3 separate regions of the Homo sapiens genome follow, and regions 1 and 2 are each linked to region 3. The links are chromatin loops, found by intact Hi-C in ENCODE. Cell type or tissue: PC-9. All regions are shown on one strand. Region 1 overlaps LOC643339 (a long non-coding RNA gene). Region 2 overlaps LOC643339 (a long non-coding RNA gene). Region 3 holds the start of LOC105369908 (a long non-coding RNA gene).

Region 1 (8,000 bases), 160 kb before region 3:
CATGTCTTCTTAGCACTTGCCACAGCTTCCATTTTCCATACATTTATGTGACTATTCGATTGTTGGCTGACTCCCCTACTAGATACCAAGTTCCATAAGGGCAGCAGTCAGGCTTGCTCTTGGTCATTTGTATCTGCAGCATGTGTACCTTATCTGATTCATGGTGGGCCCCTATTAAATAGTTGTTGACCAAATAGACCAGGAAACTTCAGTGTCTTTAGGCGTCTTCCTTTTTACTCCTGTCACCCCCACTGTCTTATGGAAGCCAAGAACATACATCAGTATCCTTCTACACAGAAGCTTGTAAATATAAAACGTGGCAGAGCAAAGCAAAGGATGTTAAGTAGTCTCTTTTTTCCTGTTCCTTCCACATAGTCCCTTCACAATGCTCCATACGGACACAGTGCCAATGAGGCATGCACATGCTTGTGCCTGCTGGGGGTGAAGCCCATACCAAGCACATCATAACACTCCTTGGGACAAACTTTAAATAACACAGGCATAGTCATACTGTGGCCAAACCTGTGGACCCGAGCTTGCTGTTCAAGGCCCACAGCTCCAGGACACTGTCCTTTGCAGAAGTTGATTAGCATGATTTGGACCATTGAACTAGAACTCCCTACCTCCCTAAGCAAAGCTTAATCTCGACTGTTTCTGCTTCTGTATTGGAAAAAGAGCTGTCCAGCTTTTGCAGATAAGATCAGGGCCATTTATGAAAGCCGTCTTTACCTTTCTTCTCTTTCCTGCAGGCTGTGATGGTCACATATGGTTATTGCTGGGTCTACATCACCCTGGGAGATTTGTCTAAAAACTGAAAGACAACACTCTGGCCTCAGACCAAATGTGGAGTAGAAATGGCCTAGCTTCTTGGCAGCTTCTCAGTTCCACTGACAGCAGCCTTGCTTGTGGAGGTGGCTGGTATCAGGAATATCTCGAGCTTGGGTCCTGGGAAAATTTTTTTCTGTTGCTTTTGTCAGGAATGGGGTGAGGGAAGCTTTAAAGACTCTCTCTCTCTGTCTCTCTCTCTCTCTCTGTGGCATATTTTACATCTTTTTCTTTCTTTTTTTTTTTTTGAGACGTAGTTTCGCTCTTGTTGACCAGGCTGGAGTGCAATGGCGCGATGTTGGCTCACCGCAACCTCTGCCTCCCGGGTCCAAGTGATTCTCCTGCCTCAGCCTCCCGAGTTGCTGGGATTACAGGCATGCACCACCATGCCCGGCTAATTTTTGTATTTTTAGTAGAGACAGGGTTTCTCATGTTGGTCAGGCTGGTCTTGAACTCCTGACCTCAGGTGATCCACCCACCTTGGCATCCCAAAGTGTTGGGATTACAGGTGTGAGCCACCGTGCCTGGCCTACATCAAATATTTTTTAAAATCCTAGAACAAACCAAGATAGATTTCGCTCTAGGAACAGCATCTATCTGTCATTTATAATTGAGACTTTTTAATGTAACTCTCAAGTTTGAGGAACAGAGATTAATTTACATCAAGTGTTTTATAATTGCAATTATTTTGGAGGAGTGAAGGTAGGAAAACAGATCATAATTTAGATTACATGGTAACTTTTTCACACAGTTTAATAAGAAGATTTAAGATGGAGGATTTGGGATCGTCAACCCAAATAGACTTCATTGTTCTTCCAAAAATGGCACGCACAATAAAAGAACAGTGATAATAATAGTGATTACATGTGTGGGCTCAGGTATTGGTTTGAAATCTCAGGTTATTCACTGTGTGACTTCTGGATAATTAAGTCCCTGAGCCCATTTGCAAGCCAGGAAGAGTAATTCCTGCCTGTAGAGTTGTGAGGTGTTTTTTGTTGTTGTTGTTGTTTGTTTGTTTGTTTATTTTTTACAGGATCTCACTCTCTCGACCAGGCTGGAGTGATGTTTTTGATATAAAAACCTATAGGGGGCTGGGCACGGAGGCCCATGCCTGTAATCCCAGCACTTTGGAAGGCCGAGGTGGGTGGATCACTTGAGGCCAGGAGTTCGAGACCAGCCTGGCCAACATGGTGAAACCTCATCTCTACTAAAAATACAAAAATTAGCTGGGCATGGTGGTGCGTGCCTATAATCCCAGTTACTCAGGAGGCTGAGGCATGAGAATCGCTTGAATCTGGAAGGCAGAAGTTGCAGTGAACTGAAACTGCGCAATTGGACTCCAGCATGAGTGACAGAGTAAGACTCTGTCTCAAAAAACAAACAAACAAACAAAAACCTGTGGGGTAGGCAGAGTGTGGAGAGAAAAGAAAAAAAATCCGCCTAAGGGGTAGATAATCTTAGCCAGGTTTTTAGATAAGAAAACTGAGGTCCGGGGTGGTTAGGTGACTAGCCCAGAGTTGCACAGCTAATAAATGGCAGTATCTCAGAACCAGGACCTACATTCAGGTTTTCTAATCCCAATTTAAGGAATTCTTTCTATTATGCCACAGCACTAAAAGTTCAACTAAAATCAGATTGAGAAATTTAAAAGTGTATATTCTATTTATATAACAAATTATGATACTCTCTTATTAGCCTGGAAGAGCAATTTGAAATTTTCAGACAATTTCATTCACTTGCTCTCTGTAAGCCCCAGGAGGATGTGGGTTTTTTCAGATGAGAAGGTATGGAGGATTAGGGGTTTACAGAGCTTCTCGAAAGTCACAGGGCTAGGTTGGGGGCAGGTGTGCTGACAATAGTGCAGCTGCAACTAGGCCTGCCCCCAACAGAGAGTCCCTCTGTGATCCTGCAGGGCCTCGCCAGCACAGGGGCGGGCACCAACTAGACTCCGATGAGTGCGAATTCACTGATAACAGTTAACAGTATTGAATGCCCCAGCTGTGCAGGTTGGGAATTACCTGTATTTTCCCACTTAATCCTTAAGATAATCCACCAGGTTTTTTTCGTTTGTTTGTTTTGTTTTTGAGACAGAGTCTTGCTCTGTTGCCCAGGCAGGAGTGCAGTGGCACGATCTCGGCTCACTGCAACCTCTGCCTCCCGGGTTCAAGTGATTCTCCTGCCTCAGCCTCCTGAGTAGATGGAACTGCAGGCATGTGCCACCACACCCAGCTAATTTTTGTATTTTTAGTAGAGATGGGTTTTCGCCATGTTGGCCAGGCTGGCCTTGAACTCCTGACCTCAAATGACCTGCCCACCTTAGCCTCCCAAAGTGCTGGGATTACAGGCGTGAGCACCACGCCCGGCCGCTACCAGGTTTTGGAGAGGTCATAAACTGAGGAGTGTTCTGCCTGATTCTAACATCTACACACTCACCCATTACATACATACATTCCATTTTGATAAATCAAGTCAGGCTTGCTAATCTTAATTTGGTGCCCTTTCCAGTAGTAATTAGTTTTACTGTGGGCCAATAAAAACCAAGATTCCATATCAAGCACAGAACAATTCAACCAACAGATCCCTAGAAACCTATCAAGAAGGAAGAAAAAGAGATTAAGGAGATTTGGGCAGATCCTTCATAGCTCTCCTTGCAACTTTAATCAACATACAGCATGTTCTCGCAGGGGGAGGTCCCCACCCTCAGCATTGAAAGTGAAATAACACACTCTGTGTTGCTGATCCTGGATTGAAACGTATGACCTACAGAAACTCAATGAGCTTGAATTAATGTTTGTTAAAGAAGAAATATGGTTTTTAAAAGTAGTATCCTTTTGATCCCTGACTGCAAAATACTCAGCTTGGCGCTAACTTAGCTTCTTCCCCTATATACCGTGTCTCTCTCTCTCTCTTTCCCCATGTTGTAGCTATTAAGCACAAATTGAGGACCATGTGATCCTTCATCCTGAGTCAAAAGCCTTTCAAGCTCCCACCCTGAGCCATCCAAGATTCCTTAACTTTCTTTCAGCCTCTATAAAAATCAATTATTGTTCTGTTTTATATACGTACACTGAACCTCTCAACAACAGCTTGATTCAGCAGAACGCTCTGGTCTTAAACTTTTCAGTGAAGCAGTGAGTGGTGAAAGCTTTAGTGTAGCTACTGAACTGATCCTGACAGCAATAAAGGAGAAAAAAAAAGTTTGCTTCCGGAATTGTTAAGAAATGTTTTGCATTGCACAATATCTGAACCAGGAGGGCAGCTCATCAGCTGAACATATTGCCACAGAAGTGCTTCCTCCTGAAGTGGGAGGGGTTGAAAGACAAGAAGGGTCACAGGTAGGAGCTGACAAAGCTGGCAGGCAAAAGCAGCAGAACATTGAACAGAAAGGCACTGAGAATCTCTGGATCTGAAAAGTGATCAGCAGGGTAAAGGATGGCCAAGGACAGAATCCAGTCTTCCTCTTGACCACAGTGCAGCTGTTCTTTTTCTGCTCCATGAATTTGCTAAGGGGGGAAAAAGCAACCCCTGGCCTGTCTACTGTCAAGGACAGTGAAATATGCTGGGTCATGACCAAGTTGTTTCTTAGCTTCCCAGAGCTTCTAACCACTAGACAGCACTATCTCTAGTCCTTGCCGGTAAAATCAAAATTCAGTGCTCTACAGAAGGCAGCATGGTGTAGAGGAGTGCCTCCCAAACTTTAGTCTGCATGGGAATCACCTGGAGTCCTGTTAAAATAGAGATGACTGGGCCCCATGCCAGACTTTCAGATTTAGTAGATCTGGAGTGGGGCCAAGAATTTGCATTTCTAACAAGTTTCCCAGTTGTTACAGATGTTGCTGGTCTGGGAACTATGCTCTGAGAGCCTGTGGTCTAGAGGAGAAACACGGACTTGGGAGTAGACAGACATGGGTTCTGGTACCAGTTCTTCCACTTCCGGTGTGCCTTTGAGAGAGCTGCTTCTTTGAGCTTTGGTTTTCTCATCTGACAGGACAGATAATGGCAGACAATGGTAGTGTGGTTAGATGCATGGACTGTGACTGTGTTCCGATCTGGCTCTGCTACTGTCTATGTGACCTTACACAAATTATTTTCACCTCTTTATCCTTCTATTTGCTCATTTATAGAGTGGGGGTAATAGCAGCATCTACCACGTAGAGTTGCCTTGAGCCTTGAGAGAGTGAGACTATGTAAAGCATTTACAACAGTGCATGGTACATGGGAAACACTAGATAAACATTTGCTATTATGATTTTTTTGCACTTGTTAGAATTACATGGAATAAAGCATGTAAAGTGTCTTATGTGACATCAGACGCATAGAAAGTGTCTAGTAAATGTCAATTTCCTCTCCTTTACCCAAAACAAGCAAGTCAGAGTGCTGACCAAAACAATGTCCTTTAAGTGGAGATCTTAGCAGAAGGGTACAGTCAAGAAAGATAACAGCATGAGGATTTTAGCTGTTAGTGGGGCAGAGTATGTCAGATGCCACCTCTTTGTAAACTGAGGGGTCCATGCCAGCAGGGCCTTCCTTTGAGCAAAGATCAGCAACTTGGACCATTTGGACAACTTCTGCCTGGTGTTCACAGATGTGGGAAAGGTTTAAGGAACTCCTGGCAGTATATTGAAAGACCAGCATTCCCTTTGGGGAGAAGGGCTGGAATTAGCTAAGCATAGCTCAGGGCACACAGGCATCCTCATTTAAAGGCTGGCAGGACTCAGGCTAATTCATTTCCTTCATTTTCCCCTGCCCACAGATCAAGGCAGCCCTAAAATTACCACGGAGCTGATTGCTGAGGGCTAAGACAGCTGTGGTCATTTATCTTCCTTTCTGACCATGTTCTCTGGAAATGGCCTGTGAATAAACGGCAGGATGGAAGGTTAGATAAAACTGTCCATCATCCCTGTTGTATCCAGTGAGAATCTAGGGAGTTACTGTAGGACAAAGCATCTATATACATTTTGCGTAGGCTATATATTAATAACTCCCTCTTGGATATTTTTGATACCCAGTAGTATACCCTAAAGGCCCTGAGAAGTCCCACAGTGAAGAAATGATGCTTTTTATTCTTAACTCATCAGTCTTCAAATTGTTTGACCATGGAAACGTTTTTTCATTTAGACAAATAATTCCTCTTAACATACGGTAGCAAATGCTGGACCAGGCAGAAATTTAAATGTCCAGATGTGGAATTGTTTAAACAGTGAGGGCCTCTGACCTCTAGGGGGAAATAGATTAAGTTTCCAGATGCTTTAGTTTTAGCTTAGATTAAGCCATATATCAGTTTCCAAATGTTTTAGCTTATTGCTCGATCCATACTAAGTACTTGTCAAATGCTGGCTCTCCAAATATCACCAACACAACCTGCTGATAAGTCAAAGCTATCTGTATTGTTTATTGTGGTAGGGAAGATCACCTCCTAGGCAGAGCTTTGGTAATATCTCTGAGGGGAAAAAAGCAAGGTTGTATTTTATTATTTAAAAAATTATTTTATGCCTTCCGATCAGTGGTGAATTAAAAAATATGTTTTATTGGGAGTTTGGTTTAAGGTGATCTTTCGGTAAGGGAGCTTGATGAAGATTGAATAAGGATAATAACACAACAGTGTAGAATTGGAAACAGCAAGGAAAGGATTTTGAGTTGAGGGATTTGAAGATCCTTAGGGTGTTAACCGTCTGCTGGTACTTCCTGTTGAAGAGTGAAGGATCTTTTTGGGAAGTTTCTGTAATGAATAATCAAATTATTTGCTTAGGCTAGAATCTCCTGGAATAGTAAAGTTATGCTAATGAAGACAGTGGAGTAGTAAACTTACGTTAATGTAGGAAAGAAAGTGTATGTATGTGTGTGAGTGAGTGTGTGAGTGTGTGTGTGTGTTGAGAGGGAGAGAGTTAGAGAGACAGGTCAAGTCCTTAGTTCCCAAGCTGTGTATATGGGATAGATGGTTTTCATTCTCATCCTTAATTCCTGAACTTATTATATGGATGTTGCATGCTTATGTATTTTATTTTAGTTGTTTCTGCCAGGCTAGACTGAAGTGGGATATAACCTGAGGATGTTACATGTGTGTTGACTGTAGTCTACGTCACTGTTGAGTTTCCACTGTGTGTCAATGCCAAGACCACCACCACTTCCCTTGAATGTGTATTGTGTCAATGCTTGCAGATAAACTCACATTATCCAGAGCTGTGAAACTTCTCTTAAGAATGCTGTCATCTGGGGACATATCAGCAAGAATGATGTCCATTCCTTTGTTGGATTGTAGTATATTTTGGGGCAAGGAACTTCAACTTGGAAATGATGAAGTGGGCCATTGTTTGTTTGCTGAGGATAGAGCCTCCTAGAAGTAGTGAATCCCTTGGTAATGACCATGATGAGGAATGCATTGATGTGGACTGCTTTCCATTTACTGAGGAAGTTCATATGGCTTTAATGTCTTCCTTATTTTACAAAAACAAAATAAAGAATGTCACTGATCACTCAAGTTTTATATGACATTTTTGAAGAAAATGATGAATTTGGTCTTCACAGGATCAAAGTATAGAATGAATTACAGGTTCAATAATAAAATTGAACTGATATCTTTGATAACAATAAATTTATATTCCATGAATTAAATGAGTTAAAAAAATAAAATCTTTAATCCCAATCTCTGATGTCATATGACCAACTCAGGAAATATTTTCTGTGAAATTATTTTACCTTTTCCTTTGGAGAACTACTTTTATCTCCAGGTTATTTAATCCTATTTGGAAAAAAGAAAAATTCTGGGCTAATGGCACAATTACTTTGAAAACAGAGGAATGTTGCTACCTTACGTACTATCAAACCTCTTCTGTTACAAGTTGATATGATTCTATTGCAAAAATAAAAAAGATGTGTCTAAGATCTTGGATAGTACAATTTTAATATTGACTTTAATAATCAAATACTAGTTGAGTGAAACCAGGCCTAATTGTTTAGATGGCAGGAACTACCTGAATTCATGAGAAATCTGAAATGCAAACTATATTTTAAGGACAAAGGATGTACAGTAAGTGAAGATAGTTCAGCTCAATAATATACATTTATTGAAGTCCACACCAATTGCAGCATTATGCTAGATCCTGGGAATTCAAAAATCAGTATGAGCTAGTCCCTGTCCTTGATCTCATTATCTAGAATGGGAGAATGAAGGGAAA
Region 2 (8,000 bases), 230 kb before region 3:
GTAGCGATTCTAGTCTTTACACACAGCCACTTAATCACCATGCCACTCACGCTATGTAATTTGCTCTGTGAACTCAGGCACATAAAAAATGTCACCCTAATCACTGCCAGTCATGGCACCACTGAAGACAGCACCAGAATAATAGGTATTTGAAAGGGGACATGCTGAGGACTGCACTCTTGCAAGGCAAAAACAGGGAGCCAAACATAATGGGCTCTGATTGGCTTTGCAGAGCAACTGGCTGGAAATTGACACGGCTGCTCTCTAAATGGCGGCAAAGTTTGAAGTTGACCCTAAAAGATCAGTCTTCAAACTGGACTAGCAGGATTGGAAATGAGACCTCTCAGTGGCCTTGAAGAGAGCCATGTCACTCATTTTTACTATGCCAGAAATATAGACCTTTAGGAATTTCTTTGGCCTAGATCTGTGCTGTCCAAGATGGCAGCCACTAGCCACATGTGGCTACTGAGTACTTCTTTTTTTTTTTTTTTTTTTGACAGAGTCTCGCTCTGTCGCCCAGGCTGGAGTGCAGTGGCGCGATCTTGGCTCAATGCAATCTCTGCCCCAGGTTCAAGCGATTCTCCTGCCTCAGCCTCCCGAGTAGCTGGGATTACAGGTGCCCGCCACCATGCCTGGCTAATTTTTTTGGGTTTTTTTTGTAGTAGAGACAAGGTTTCACGACGTTGGCCAGGCTGGTCTCGAACTCCTGACCTCAGGTGATCCGCCCACCTCAGTCTCCCAAAGTGCTGGGATTATAGGTGTGAGCCACTGTGCCCAGCTGCTACTGAATACTTGAAATATGGCCAGTGCCACTGAGTGTAAATATAAAATGCACACTGGATGTCAAAGGCTTTGTCCAAAAAAAAAAAAAAAAGAAATATAAATTAAAAAAAGAATTACATGCGCAGTGGCTCACGCCTGTAATCCCAACACTTTGGTAGGTCGAGGAAGGCAGATCATTTGAGGTCAGGAGTTCAAAACCAGCCTGGCCAACATGGTGAAACCCTGTCTCTACTAAATACAAAAATTAGCCGGACATGGTGGCACATGCTAATTAATCCCAGCTACTCAGGTGGCTGAGGCAGGAGAATCACTTGAACCCGGGAGGCAAGGTTGCACTGAGCCAAGATTGAGCCACTGCACTACAGCCTAGGCGACAGAGTGAGACTCTGTCTCAAAAATAAATAAATAAAATAGCTCATTAATAATTTTTATATTGGTCACATGTTAAAAATATATTGTATATATTAGATTAAATATAATGTATTATTCAAATTAATTTCTTTTGTTTCTTTTTACTTTTTAAATTTTACTCTTTAGAAAATTTAAAGTTATATGTAGCTCACATTTTGTTTCTGTTGGACAACACTGGCCTACAGAAATGAGATGCTTGTTTCCTCTAGTTGCTAAGACTCTATCTTGTTTTTCTTGCTCTCTTTACAAACTCAAGTTCCTTTAAAGATTCTTCACGTTGATATAAGGAGCCTGCTTCCTCATTGCCATTTGGGTGCAGAGTTCTTCCTGTCAGCCCACTCATCATGCTCATCATACCTTGCTGCCAGGCCTCTCTATGCTGATGACTCGAGGAAAACACGCTCCTCTGGTTGCAAAGAAGGCATTGTTTCTAAAGGCACCTGTCTCAGAGCTCTAGATGGATTATGACCCACGGCGGTCATTGGACTGTAAACCTGACACAGGTTTAACCTTCTGATGGAGCTTGGTTTTTGTCCTAGAAAAACTATAAAGAGAAAAACAGCGGCACATAAAGAACAGTATATGGTGTAAAGAGAAGCGGGAGTCCTGGGTCGATGTTAGAAGACATGAATGCAAATCCCTGGCTGGCTATTAACTTAGTTTGATTTGGATAAATCTCTGTATTTGAGCCTCAGTTTCTCTATCAGATGCCTGTAAAATGAACTCAAAAACGCTTTCTTCAGAAAATTGCTCAAGTATCAAATGAGATAACATATAAGAAAGTAATTGTGGGCTGGGCATGGTGGCTCACACCTATAATCCCAATACTTTGGGAGGCTGGAGTGGGAGGATCGCTTGAGGCCAGGAGTTCAAGACCAGCCTGGGTAACATGGCAAAACCTCATCTCTACAAAAAATAAAAAACCTAGCCCAGCATGGTGGCATGTGATTGTGGTCCCAGCTACTTGGGAGGCTGAGATGAGAGTATCACTTGAGCCCAGGAGGTTGAAGCTACTGTGAACCACATGCCACTTCACTTCACTCCTGCCTTCCAGCCTGGGAGACAGATTGATACCCTGCCCAAAAAAAAAAAAAAAAAAAAAAAAGAACTTGTTAATTACAAAGCTTTGTTTATGGTGGCAGTTTTATGGTAGAGGGGTAAATCCTGTGGACAGATTGTTGTGTTTGGCCAGAAAAGTGTTTTTTGTTTAGTTGAATGGGAATGCCTCCAGTTTGTCACGGACTTTATCGCTCTTATCTTAATTCACCTGCCTGGCTGCTGAAGACAGATATGTTTGTGTACCTTGCAAAAATGAGGAGTGCAATGCATAGTAACACAACTATGTTACTGAGCATAGCCTATGTAGTAGGCACTATGTACTAGGTACTATGCTAGATGCTAGCTGATGTGGTTCCTATCCCTGGGAGCTCTCAGTCAGCACATAAATTACAGCACAACCAAGTCCAGATAAACAGACACCAAGTACTTGTTGTGGGCTGGCCACTGTTCTAAGCTACCGGGATAAAAATTATTCTGCTCAGAACAAATTATCTGGGGATTAGGGAGAAAGATGAGCAACTAACTGCCTTGGGGGAGGCTGTTCAAGAGGAAGTGGGGATATTCAAGAAAGAAAAGTAACATTTTTGAGCCAAGACTGGGCCATGTGTAAGATAAGGCACTTATTATGCACTTTCATCCTCTGAAAACAGCTCTCAGAAGTAGATATTGTTATCTTCATTTTGCAAAGGAGTGTGGCTTATGAGACCTGCCCAAGGCCACATACAATGGACAAAGCTAGGATGTGAATCCAGGTCCTTCTTAGTGAGCCTAAGCCCACAGTACGCCCACTCTGCTTCTCCCAGGGATTAATGAATGATTCATCACAATTGTTTTATTTCTGTTCGTAGGGTTTTCTCTCCTACACCTTAATAAAGCCAAAGTTTATTTACTATTAAAGTTACAATGAAGTACTTATGAAAGCATACAAATTTGTAAAATAAGTCCTTATGTTTTCAAGAAAATTACCAGATATAATATTAACGACAAGATGAAACAAAGATACGAATCATGACTTTTGTCCTGTTTTAAAGTCACCTTATGGAACAATACATCATGAAATCAATAGTTGTACATCTAGGAAATTTACCACTGGAGCTCTCTTCCACTGGTGTGGATATTCTAATTGGTCTCAGGTGGCCGTCTCTGCCATTTTGGTGATTGGCTAGAATCCAAGGGTGTTTTTGAAGATGGCACCTGGAATTCACAAAACATGGCTAATTCTTCTGAGAAGAGATGGGACACAAACATGAAAGAGGAGTCGTAAAAACGTCAGGCATCTTTCGGTGCTCCTTCATCTCCTAAGGAGCTTCTCCCAGGACAGGTCTCTGTCCCCGCATTCTTTCCTTCCGCCTGGAGGGTAAGTTCCCGGATGCAGGAGGTAGTTTGTTTGCCCGAGGGCTCCGACCAGCATTGGGTGCTGAGGGAGGCGGGCCCGGCGGTGCGCATTTTTTTTTTTTTCCAGACAAGTCTTGCTCTGTTGACAGGCTGCAGTGCAGTGGCACCATCTCGGCTCACTGTAACCTCCGCTTCCTGGGTTCAAGTGATTCTCCTGCCTCAGCCTCCTGAGTAGCTGGGATTACAGGCGCCCGCCATCATGCCCAGCTAATTTTTGTATTTTTAGTAGAGACGGGGTTTCGGTTTCACCATGTTGGCCAGGATGGTCTCTATCTCCTGACCTCGTGATCCGCCTGCCTCAGCCTCCCAAAGTGTTGGGATTACAGGCGTGAGCCACCGCGCCCGGCCCCGGCAGTACACTTTGAATTCAGCAGTGACCAGGGCTGTTTGTTTAGAAAAGCCCGGGGCTCTGGTTCTCCACTGTAGTGTCATTCAGCAATGATTCCTTAGTGACAAACAACCCCGCCCTAACCCCCAGGTGAGTTTGACCCATGTCTGTTGCTATGCCAACCACAAGGCCCCGCCCCTTTACCCCAGGCTGACTTGGGATTGGCTTTTCCAGTGGGCAAAGGTCAAGGAAGGACGGTTGCCACGGATCATGCGCAGCGCGATGGCCTCGGCTGTGGGCTTCCGCCTGTTTGCCTTTCTTCCGCTCTCGGGGTAAAGGTCACCAGGGGCTGGTTCAGACCGCAGGCTCTGGAATCTGCCACACCTGGGTTGGAACCTTCACCACTGTCCCCCGCCCCAGCCACATTCTAATGAGTTACCTGCGGCAAGTTTAGGTCTAAGCCTCAGATGTTTTCCTCAGATGTAAAAATGTGTATTACCAAGGTTGTGAGATTTTGATGATAGCCGCAGGCACTTCTGTCTTCTTACAACATGCTATGTGTTTTTCTGAGCGTTTTACATAAGCTAACTCAATTCATCCTCACAACAAGCCTACAAGATAGGTATCTTTGTCATCCCACTTACAGATGAGGAAACTGAGGCATGGGAAAGTTACAGGACTTTCTCAACATCCAGTAGTTTGTAGATGCAGACCTGAGACATCAAAGCAAGTTTGAGTCCAGGAAACACCGTTGGGCAGCACATGCCTGTAATCCCAGTGCATTGGGAGACTGAGGCGGGAGGCTTGCTTGAGACTAAGAGTTCCAGACCAGCCTGGGCAAAGATAGTGAGACCCCATTTCTACAAAAAAAAAAAAAAAAAAAAAAAAAAGAAGAAAAGAAACACATGCCACTTTGGGACACAGTAGATATTTAATAAATTCTATTTATTTTTAATCCCATTACTATTATTGGTTCTGGTTTTCACGGCTTCCATGAGTCACTTTGGAAGTGGAGTGAGACAAAACGTTTTTGTGAGAGTATGATTTAAGAAAAATATTTTTGGACTGGCTGAGGTGGCTTGTGCCTGTAATCCCAGCACTTTGGGAGGCTGGGATGGGAAAATTGCTTGAGCCCAGGAGTTCCAAACTAGCCTGGACAACATAGTGAGGCCACATCTCTACAGAAAATAATTTTTGAAAATATATATGGTTTTGAACTTGAGTAAGGATAGTGTGGTTTAATTCAATTTCTCTTTTAACTCCAGTTTATTAAAGCTTAAGATTTTTAACACATTTTGCAGTTTACATTTTTATATACATTGTTCTTAATGATGAACATTAATATCTTCTTGTAGGCTTCTTCTAGGCTAAAGTGAGCTAATATGTGTAAATAACTTAAGTTCTTAGTACTGAGTACGTGCTGAATAAGGCAAGTATATATGGAAGGTCCTGAAGGTATGACTGTGATTTCACCTGGTCCCCAACTCTAATATTTCCTTGTGGGGATGCATCGGTTCCCAGGTTTTCTAGGACCAGTTGAAGCAGTGTACATTTGTACACTGTATTGCCAATTGCCAGTACAAGAGTGGGGAGCTTCTTGAGGCCAGAGGTCTTCTTGAGGCCACTTTGCTATTAAGGAAAAAGTTCACAGAGGAGCAAAGCAGCTGCTGACCACCCAGGAAAGGTAGCCTGATGGGAGCCTGCTCAAAGGGGTTTGCAGCCCCTTCTGAAATCTCTGCAGTGGGTTTTTCAATGGAACTAATGGTGTTTATATGTTAATTGCATATTAGAAATAGAAAAGACTTGATCAAAATAAGCAATAGTCTGCTAACTGATGCATAAGATACAAAAGCCAGACTTCCAGGGCCAAATCCCACCTGCAACACTTACCAGCTGTGTGTCCTTGGGCAGCGGCTTAACTTCTGTGCTGCAGCACCTTGTCCATAATTTGGGGATCATAAAAGTATCTATCTCATGGAGCTATCATGAGGATTAAGTGAGCTAGTACACATAATGCTTTTAGAGCAGTGCCTGGCACATGGCTGGATCTCAATAAATGTTATATATAATATATGGATACATATGCATACGAATAAATTATGTACAGGAATCATCCTAGTTACACAAACAATATAAGAGAGAAAAAAAACCACAGTCTTTTCCTTATTGTAGTTGTGGTCCCTTAACGCTGTTTTCCATGTAATGTGACATTTTCATGTCTAACATTTTGCTTAAGGTGATGTTGGCTTAGCTGCTGAGTTGCCCAAAGGGTCTGTTCCTACTTGTGTCATGAAATCATTTAAATCAAGGACCTAGACGGTGGAGTAGTGAGTTGAGAAAATGAAGACATGCTTCTCCTGCTTTCGGCCTTACTTCTTATGGCAATTGGCACAAAGAAATGTAATGCTTCCATTTAGCATACCGGCCAATGTGGTGGATGTTGTCCCTTAAGGCAGGGGGCCCCAGAATGTGACTGTATTTAGAAATAGGGTCTTTAAAGAAGTGGTTAAAATAAAATTATGGGTAGGCCCTAATCCAATATGACCAGTGACCTTACAAGAAGAAATGTGGATATAGACAGGTACAGAGAGAAAACCATCTGCAAGCTGAGGAGAGAGGCCCTAGAAGACACCAACCCTGCTGTTAGCTTGATCTTGGACTTCTAGCTTCCAGACCTGTGGAAAAATAAATTCCTGTTCTTTAACAACTCTGCGATACTTCGTTGGGCATCTCTAGAAAACTATCACAGCGACGGTGGGGCTCTAAGCAAGGCAGAGAGAGACCTTAACATAGTTGAGGCTGGAAGTTTTGGGCAAAGAGGTGAGTGTAGGTTTGAGAACTTTGGGACTACAAGGGGAAAGTCATTTTTAGATGCCTCTCTGGAGGAAAACAGAAAATGGGTGGTATGATTGCTCACTTTAAAATAAATTCTTCACTTTACAAATGACTCACTTCTTGTAGCCAGAAGATAGATTAGAAGCCATGATAAAAATACTAGGGAATCAGAATTAAAGTCAGTGGAAAAGTATTATTTGTACTATGAACATCTCCTTCACACAGAATGTTTTAGGAATGCGTTTACCTCAGGAAGGCAGACAACTGGGACCATGTACAAAGGATTAGGTGGGGTCCCTGGAAGGAATTTATTGGAAGTACCAGAAGAGCCCGTAGACTGGGGACAAGATTATTGCACTCATACCAAAGAGAAAAGGAAATGCAGAAACTTGATTATTCGCTAAGTAGGTTTACTGCCCCTACCTTTGAATTTCATCTGTATTTAAGTCTTTTATTTATTTTTGAGATGGAGTTTCACTATTTTTGCCCAGGCTAGAGTGCAAAGGTGCGATCTCAGGTCACTGCAACCTCCGTCTCCCAGGTTCAAGTGATTCTCCTGCTTCAGCCTCCTGAGTAGCTGGGATTACAGGTGCCCGCCACCACACCTGGCTAATTTCGTATCTTTAGTAGAGACAGGGTTTCACCATGTTGGCCAGGCTGGTCTCAAACTCCTGACCTTAGGTGATCTGTCTGCCTCGGCCTCCCAGAGTGTTGGGATTACAGGCGTGAGCCACCGGGCCTGGCCCAGTCTTTTCTTTTTTAAACGTTATTTTTCCTGGAGATTTAGACTTAGCAGTGTGGCCAGGTTCTAGCATGGATTTGATAAACCTGGGACAAGTGGGTTGGTGAGGCTAAGGGGATTGAGAGAACACCTAAAATAGATTTTGCCCTCTAGCCATCATTTCCAGGGTTTGACCACTGATGTCACATCAGACAGACGGAGAGACAGTCAGATAGAACTTGCTTTCACAGGACTTCATCTGAAGTCATTATTCTAGTGCTAGGTCTATATTTCATCTGTCTGCTTTTGGAAAGTGCTGAGAAGAAAGCCTTCCTTCTTTCTCCCCACGCCCTCCCCCAAGTTTATACTATACATTTTTAAAAATGTTATTTTAAATGATCATACCATAAGTGGGCAAAAGAATGAGTTTCCTTGTTTAAATAGTCACTTTTTTTTTTTTGAGACTGA
Region 3 (8,000 bases):
GGATTGCCCAACGACCCTTGTTCTTTGAGAACTGCAGGGCTGGCAGGAGGCAGCAGTGAAGGCCTCAGGTCTTCACCATCTCTTGCATCTACACTGGTGCTTTTGGTGTTTCTACATGATCTTATTTAGGTGAGAATCAAAGTGGACTCATGCAAAACTGAGCTTATTCATAGAAAGGCAATAGAAAAATATCCTTGAGATGTTCCACTCCAATTCAACAAATACAAAATTTGTGATACCTGGGTATGTACTCAGTGCTAAAAGCTCTAAAGGATTTGGAGAATAAGATAGTTACTCTTCTGTGGGACCTACTCTCTGGGAAGGGAGGTATCTATTCACAAGCAACTATAGTGCAAGGCAACATGTGGTATTATATATGTGTTACAGGAGAACCTGATGGGTAAGGGGAGCATAAATTGGTTCAGACGAGGATGATTTGAAAAGATATACCTGGGGTACTACAGGGGAAAAATATACATAAGTTAAACTTCCTGCAAATTCCTCAAAGGTGACCTTGAACAAGTCATTTAATTCTTCCTCTGTCAGATTCACCATCTGCAAAAAAAGGAATATTGGCCTTAAAGATTTTTCACTGGGCAAAGAACCACTCAATCCATCTCACTGAAAGTTTGAGATTATAACAAAACCCTGAATTCTAGGTATAATTGAACAGTTAGAAATCAGAGGAACAGGAATTCCAGGTGGAGGGACCAGCACTAATAGGGGCCTAGTGGCAAGAAGGTGTTTTTCTGGCTGGAGCATAGGGTTTTGTTGATTTTGTGTGTGTGTGTGTGAGTGTGTGTGTGTGTGTGTGTGTACAGGTTATATGCACAGGCTCTTTCTTGATGAAGATAATCTCCCATTACCCTATTCCTCTACAACAGTCTCTTTAAAATATTAAGAAACCCAAGATAGAGGCAAGTTATTTATTGGTTATATCTAGAGATATTTATACAAAGAAAAGAAAGGGGATAAATAGATAATTTCTATATTTCTTAGATTTCTTGACTCATACAGAATCATGACTCAGATAATGACTCAGGGGCAAACTGAACATTTATAGCTGTTACCTTAACTAAGGGAAAACATTCTTCATAGCAGATAGTCTGAGTGACAAAAAAAAAAAAAAACACACAGATTTTTATAGTCTGGTTTCAACCCACAGAATTCTACCTGCAGAAGAACAAATACTTGGAAAAGATTATAGGAAAATAAAAAGATTTAGCAGAAATATTAAACTAAATGAGATTTTATTAATAGTTTTACCTTATATTTATTTAGTGCTTTATAGTTGACTTTTTCATTATTTAATTTTATGCTCACCACATTCCTGGGAGTGAAGCATTTTTGATACTATTCTGCCCCTTCTTCCAGATGTGGAAACTGGGGTTCCAAGAGGTTCTATGACTTGCTGTGAATTTTACACTCAACGAGTTCTAGAATTAGAATTTGAACTTTGAACTCTTGCTGTAAGACTCATTCTAGCACAGTGTGTTGTCTTGAGATCACGCAGGCAGCCTACTCTGCTTATTTTTCTTGAGGAAACAGGTTCAGAGAGGTGAAGTGACTCACCCAAGATCATATAGTTGATGGCTGTTCTAGACCTCAAAGCAAGATGTCCTAACTTCCTGTTCTGTGCTCTTTTCATAATGCAAGGCTATACAGGATATAAATTTGAAATAAAATGTGTTAATCCATTCACTGCTATAAAAAAATACCTAAGACTGGGTAATTTATAAAGAAAAGAGGTTTAATTGGCTCATGGCTCTGCAGGTTGTACATGAAGCATAGCAGCTTTTGCTTCTGGGGAGGCCTCAGGAATCTTCCAATCATGGTGGAAGGCAAAGGGGAAGTGAGGCATTTCACATGGCGGAAGCAGGAGCAGGAGTTGGGGGAGTGCCACACACTTTTAAACAATGAGATCTCACAGGACCTCACTCACTGTGGTGAGGACAGTACCAAGGGGGAAAGACTCCCCATGATCCAATCACCTCCCACGAGGCCCCACCTTCAACACTGGAGATTACATTTCCACATGAGATTTGGAGGAGGACAGCATCCAAACTATATCAAAAACCACGGTAGAATCCTCCCACGTAGTATTATTCCCATAGAGCAATGCCACTGTAAATTGTAAGTGGTAAAATTCCTACAGTTAACTTCAAGAAAAATAAACAAGAACTAACATACTATGCATTTGGTTCTTTAATCACTTTATAAGAACTAACACATTCAATCCTCCTAACTACCCTATGAGGTGACCATGATTATTATTTTTATTTTATCATTGAGGAAACTAAGTTACAGAGAGGTGAAGTAATCTAAGAAAACATAGCCAGAAAATGGTAGGCCTGTATACAAACCCAAGTAGCAAGGCCCTGAAACCTCTTAGTCACTCAGTTATCAAGCCAGAATATAAAAAATATTTGGGATTCAAAATAGGTACTGAAATAAAGCCACATTTTCTTAGGAAACTCTTTTAACAAATTGAACAAATTAATAACGCCAATAAGAGTGTAGGGTAAATGTTCAGATTAATTAAGCATATAAGTAACTAATGTCTGTTATACATCATCATTTTATCTAGTCACTAGCCAAGTTTTATACTGCTTAGTTCCCAAGACTATAGCAGGTCCGGAAATTATATACTGTTGCATTTTTAAAAACACAATCTATGCATTGTATAGACATTCAGATCAGCATTTTTCTTATTAGTTTGACCTACTACAGTTTCTTTTACTTCATACGCTTGCCTTTATTATCACATAGTAATGATATCTTGGGATTATGAAGAATTGGCTACACAATACTAGACACCCTTTAAAAAGAAAGAAATTCTGTCATTTGCAACATCATAGATAAGCCTGGAGGACATTATGTTTAGTGAAATAAACCAAGCACAGAAAGACAAATACTCCATGATTTCACTTACCTGTGGAATCTAAAAAAGTGGAACTTACAGAAGTAGAGAATAGAATGATGATTACTCAAGGATGGGGGTACGGGGTGGGACAGGGAAAGAGGAGATGTTGGTCAAAGGGTACAAAGTTTGAGTTAGACAGGAGGAATAAATGTTAGTGCGCAGCATGGTGACCATAGTTAATAATAACTTACTACATATTTCAAAATTGCTAAGAGTAGATTTTAAATATTCTCACTAGGAAAAAAAAGGTAAGTAGGTGAGGTGCTGGATATGTTAATTAGCTTGATTTAATCATCCCTTGGTGTATCAAAATGTTACATTGTACCCCATAAATATGTATAATTATTATTTGTCAGTAAAACAATTTTCTTCTACATCGTTTGGATTATTTTATTTGTTTTAATGACGCATCAAAACATTAAGAGTGCTGCACTTTTTGTCTCTCTTTTAGAGATGGGAAAGTTGAGTGAAGCAGGTTCAGACTCCCTGGAGTGAAGGGGGCAAAACCAGGGCAGTCCCTCCTGCAGTCTTTAGAATGCTGCTGCGAGGTTCAGTGGAGAAAGCTGGGGTGGGGGCATTGAATGAGCACTGCCCTTGGAGTCAAACAGGCATCTGACCATGTTGCTTTCTGTTCCTGAGGATAAGACTCAACCACCGTCTAGAGATTCTGAAGTCAAACACTCAAATATACAAACACTCAAGAAGTTCCTCTGGGCTTTGTATGTTCAGAGACTGAAGAGATGTAGCATTCTCTTATAAGAAAATTTTACTAATTCAATTGAGAATATGCAGAGGGAATGAATAAAGACTCCTAGTCTCCAGAAATTATTGCATTTCCATATGACACACCATTTCATGAAACCTCTCTGCATTTATAAAAGTTGTTTTCTTCCTGAAGATGTGCAGCTTATGCAGAGCTAATTACTCCCAAGTCCTTGGGGAATGCAAATATGCCGACAACTAGCATCATGGCAAAGAAAAAGAGCTCTCAATGTTTTTTTTCCTTTTGTCCCCTTTTTTTTTCTTTCAGTAAGTGCAAATTCTACTATAACCTTAGTAACTTAGTAGTTCCTAAACTCCAGGAAAGCCGCAAGCCATTTACTTTGCTTATTATTTATGAAAAGCAATAAAAATTTGAGAGATATAAAAATTTCCTATTACATCTGTTTGGTCTTTCAAAATAAATTAAAATGGATAATAATAATATCTTATTTAGTCCCTGCTGTGTGGCAGATACTATAGAACCATGATGTCATTTACTCCTGACAACAGCCACAGAAAGTAGATATCATTCTCTTGAGAACTGTGACAACTGCCATCAACATGACATTGCTATTTGGACTTAGAACTCAGACCACCTGTGTCAATATAACTTAAGTTACTTGTTCTGAAAACTTTTCATAGAATAGATAAGACTGTAAGCCAACAAATAACTTCTCTGTTTGCATTAGGAAATTCCTGCTGATCAGCTTATCTGAGATAACAATCTGCTCCCTTGGGCAAATTGCTCACTCTCATCAAGCCATAGTTTACTCATCAACACTTGCTTTAAGATCCTCCCTTCGTCCACCTTGGGCTAAGGTTACATCATGATCTTAGCCCAATTCCAGTCAGTTCCCTTTTATTTATTTATTTTTTTTGAGATAGAATTTCGCTCTTGTTGCCCAGGCTGGAGTACAACGGCGCGATCTCGGCTCACTGCAACCTCTGCCTCCCAGGTTCAAGCAATTCTCCTGCCTCAGCCTCCCGAGTAGCTGGGATTACAGGCATGCACCACCACACCGGGCTAATTTTGTATTTTTAGTAGTGATGGGGTTTCTCTATGTTGGTCAGGTTGGTCTCGAACTTCCGACCTCAGTTGATTTGCCTGCCTTGGCCTCCCAAAGTGCTGGGATTACAGGCATGCACCATCACGCCCAGCTAACTTTGTATTTTTAGTAGTGATGGGGTTTCTCTATGTTGGTTAGGCTGGTCTTGAACTTCCGACCTCAGTTGATCTGCCTGCCTTGGCCTCCCAAAGTGCTGGGATTACAGGCATGAACCACCACGCCTGACCTTCAGTTCCCTTCTTTAAAGACTCTTGAGGTTACTTGAACCAAGATCTCAAAACTGTATAAATATCCATCCCTGACTTCTTTTTTCTGAGGTACCACTAAGACTTTGTCAAGATGGTGTTTTCCTTATTAAATTGTCTGACAGCATTTGAGGGAGTTTAACAATTCTTGTTTTACAAATGAGCAAAGAGAGGCCCAGAGTTTCAGGTATTTGTCCAAGTTCACTCCCTCAGTTAAGGGTTGGAGCCGGGATTCCAATCCAGAACTACCTGACCCCATCCCATGTTCCTGATCGCTCTGCTACTGTGGTCGTTCAGTTGGAATGAAAATCCAGTTTCTTTGGTTTCAACCATGGACATATTTGGCTTTTGAGGAGTAAAAGAAAATCCAAGCAATAGTTGTCTTAGTCTGTTCTTGCTGCTATAACAAAACATCTTAGATTGAATAATATATTAAGAACAGACTTTCTTTCTTACTGTTCTAGAGGCTGGGAAGTCCAAGAGCAATAAACCAGCAGCTGAGTCTGGTGAAGGCCTATTCCTCATGGGGGGTTTCTTGTGGTGTCCTCACATGGTGGAAGGGCAAAAAGGGCCAAATGAACTCTGTTAAGCCCTTTTATTTATTTTATTTCGTTTTCAAACAGGGTATTACTTTGTCACTCAGGCTGCAGTGCAGTGGCATGATCACATTTCACTGCAGCCTCAACCTCCCAGGCACAAGTGATCCTCCTAATTCAGCCTCCAGAGTAGCTGGGACTATAGGTGTGCACCACCATGCCTGGCTAATTTTTAAATATTTTGTAGAGATGGGGTCCCCCTATATTGCACAGGCTCTCAAGCCCTTGTATAAGAGCATTAATTCCATTCATGAGGGCAGAGCCTTCATAACCTAATTACCTCCTAAAAGTCCTGCCTCTTAATAAACCTGCACTGGGGATTGAATCCCAATGTGAACTTTGTAGGGAACACAAACATTCTAACCATAGCAATGGCCCAGTTGACAGTCCTGTGTAAAGCAGCTGCCATGTGACCTCGTATGTTTGTCTGTGGGAATCCAATACTACTGCTTCAGAATAAACTCTTACCAACATTCTCTAAGTGAAAGACATAGGTCAGGCAAGGGCCAGGAAAACCAAATCTATAATTGGTGTGACCTTTAAACTATCAGTATATTATTCAGCTGGTATATTAGTTTCCTAGAGCTGCTGTTAACAAATTACCTCAAAGTTGGTGGCTTAACACAACAGAAATTTATTCTCTCTAAGTTCTGAAGGCCACAAATTCAAAATCAAGGTCTTGCCAGGGCCACGTTCCCGCTGAAGGTTCTGAGGGAGAATCCATCCCATGCCTCTCTCCTGGATTCTGGTGGCTCCCAGCAATCCTTGGCATTCTGTGGTTTGGGACTTTATAACTCCAGCCTCTGCCCTGGTCTTCACATGGCTTTCTCTTTTTGTCTCTGTGTCTTCTTTTCTCTTTCTTGGAAGGACATTTCTCACTGGATTAAAGTCCCAGCTCAATCCAGGATGATCTCATCTTGAGACCCTTATCTTAATTACATCTACAAAGACTTGTATTCAAATAAGATCACATTCTGAGGTTTCAGGTGGACATAACTTTTGGGAGCCACAGTTCAACTCACTACAGCTAGTAAAGTTTGTTACTGACGCGGTATTAGCATCAACATTATTACATCTAAATAAAAATGCCAATGAAAAATAATATAAAGAATAACAATAATAGCTCATTTTTTTAAAATGTAGTCTTTCAAAATTTTTTTCTTTTTTTTTTTTGAGACGGAGTCTCACTCTGTTGCCCAGGCTGGAGTGCAGTGGTGCAATCTCCACTCACTGCAAGCTCTGCCTCCCGGGTTCCTGCTATTCTCCTGCCTCAGCCTCCCGAGTAGCTGGGACCACAGGCACCTGCCACCATGCCCGGCTAATTTTTCTTTTGTTGTCATATTTTTAGTAGAGATGGGGTTTCACTAGGTTAGCCAGGATGGTCTCGATCTCCTGACCTCGTGATCCACACACCTCGGCCTCCCAAAGTGCTGGGATTACAGGCGTGAGCCACTGCACCCGGCCTCAAAATTTTTTTATATAAAACCACTGCTTATGGGATATTACAGTGATCATATGATGTTTGATTACAGCAGTGCATATATGGAAATTTTAAATATCTTATTCATATCATTGATTCTATGTAAACACAATGGCTTTGTGAAAAGACCATTTTCTAGAGATGTATCAAACATTTATCTAGTGCATATGGTGTTCCAAGCACTGGGGGGATACCTAAATGATGACAGTACCGTTCTCCAGTTTGTAAAAAGAGAAAAGTGAGAAGGATGATGATGAAATGGTAGCTCGATGACCACCTCCAACTTAAAACCATCTATGAAAGAACATATTAAGGCTCAGAATATATGATTCCCATAGATGTTAGCAAGATTTTATTTATAATAACTCTACTGTGTTTTCTTCCTGTGTTACTCCCACACTGTAGTACATCACAGTAATTTCTGAACTGCATATTTTAACCACAGTTAACTAGAATTTTAAAAACTTTTTTGACCCAGTGGAAATACATTTTACACTTGACCCAGTATATGTATCACTGAAATAAGTTTCACAAATCAGTATTTGCTCTTAGAAGCATGATGAAGGCTGATATTTTCTACTTTGTTGTATTTCATTAGTAATTTAATTTAAAAATGTACTAATGGATAACCACAATTTATTAAGTAGCGTCAATCATTCTTTACCTTATCCACCCCAACACACATATATTAACAGGATTTCATAATGAGTAGCTTTCTTGCATTTCATACAGTTCATTTTAGGACATAATCTCATTTATATTACTTTGGTAGGAACAATATTTCAGGGGCTTTAAAGATACAGTTCAAGGCCAGGCATGGTGGTTCACGCCTGTAATCCTAGTAATTTGTGGATGCCAAGGGAGGAGAATCACTTGAGGCCAGGAGTTCTAGACCAGCCTGGGCAACATAGTGAGATTCCCATCTCT

Evidence for each region. Hi-C counts contacts between places; a loop is a spot of excess contacts. Peaks named below come from ENCODE experiments on the same cell type or tissue, not always from the same donor. Only the 100,000 strongest peaks of a DNase experiment are listed, where the experiment ranks them.
Region 1: it touches region 3 in a loop (3-fold over the local background); 3 of 110 quality-filtered maps call a loop at or near these places.
Region 2: a loop joins it to region 3, with 7 times the contacts of the local background. A loop is called at or near these places in 5 of 110 quality-filtered maps.

What each region holds. Positions count from the first base shown.
Region 1 is chr12:93,240,401-93,248,400 of GRCh38, reverse strand. The region is part of intron 2 of LOC643339 (a long non-coding RNA gene); the gene reads left to right. Among named protein-coding and RNA genes, the nearest start is that of LINC02412, 70 kb to the right of the region's middle. RefSeq lists an enhancer at 4,440-4,699. In PC-9, no CTCF peak of the experiment used is centred here; a DNase peak (open chromatin) is centred at 4,060; H3K27ac peaks cover 1,385 bases.
Region 2 is chr12:93,310,992-93,318,991 of GRCh38, reverse strand. The region is part of intron 2 of LOC643339 (a long non-coding RNA gene); the gene reads left to right. Among named protein-coding and RNA genes, the nearest start is that of NUDT4, 63 kb to the left of the region's middle. RefSeq lists a cis regulatory region at 4,305-4,318 and an enhancer at 4,239-4,383. In PC-9, no CTCF peak of the experiment used is centred here; DNase peaks (open chromatin) are centred at 1,521, 3,641 and 4,311; H3K4me3 peaks cover 1,608 bases; H3K27ac peaks cover 4,006 bases.
Region 3 is chr12:93,083,895-93,091,894 of GRCh38, reverse strand. The region is part of intron 3 of LOC643339 (a long non-coding RNA gene); the gene reads left to right. LOC105369908 (a long non-coding RNA gene) reads right to left here and starts at 1,415. Exons shown (of 4, transcript NR_188219.1): 1 at 1,267-1,415. In PC-9, no CTCF peak of the experiment used is centred here; DNase peaks (open chromatin) are centred at 1,064, 1,544 and 4,364; H3K27ac peaks cover 4,703 bases.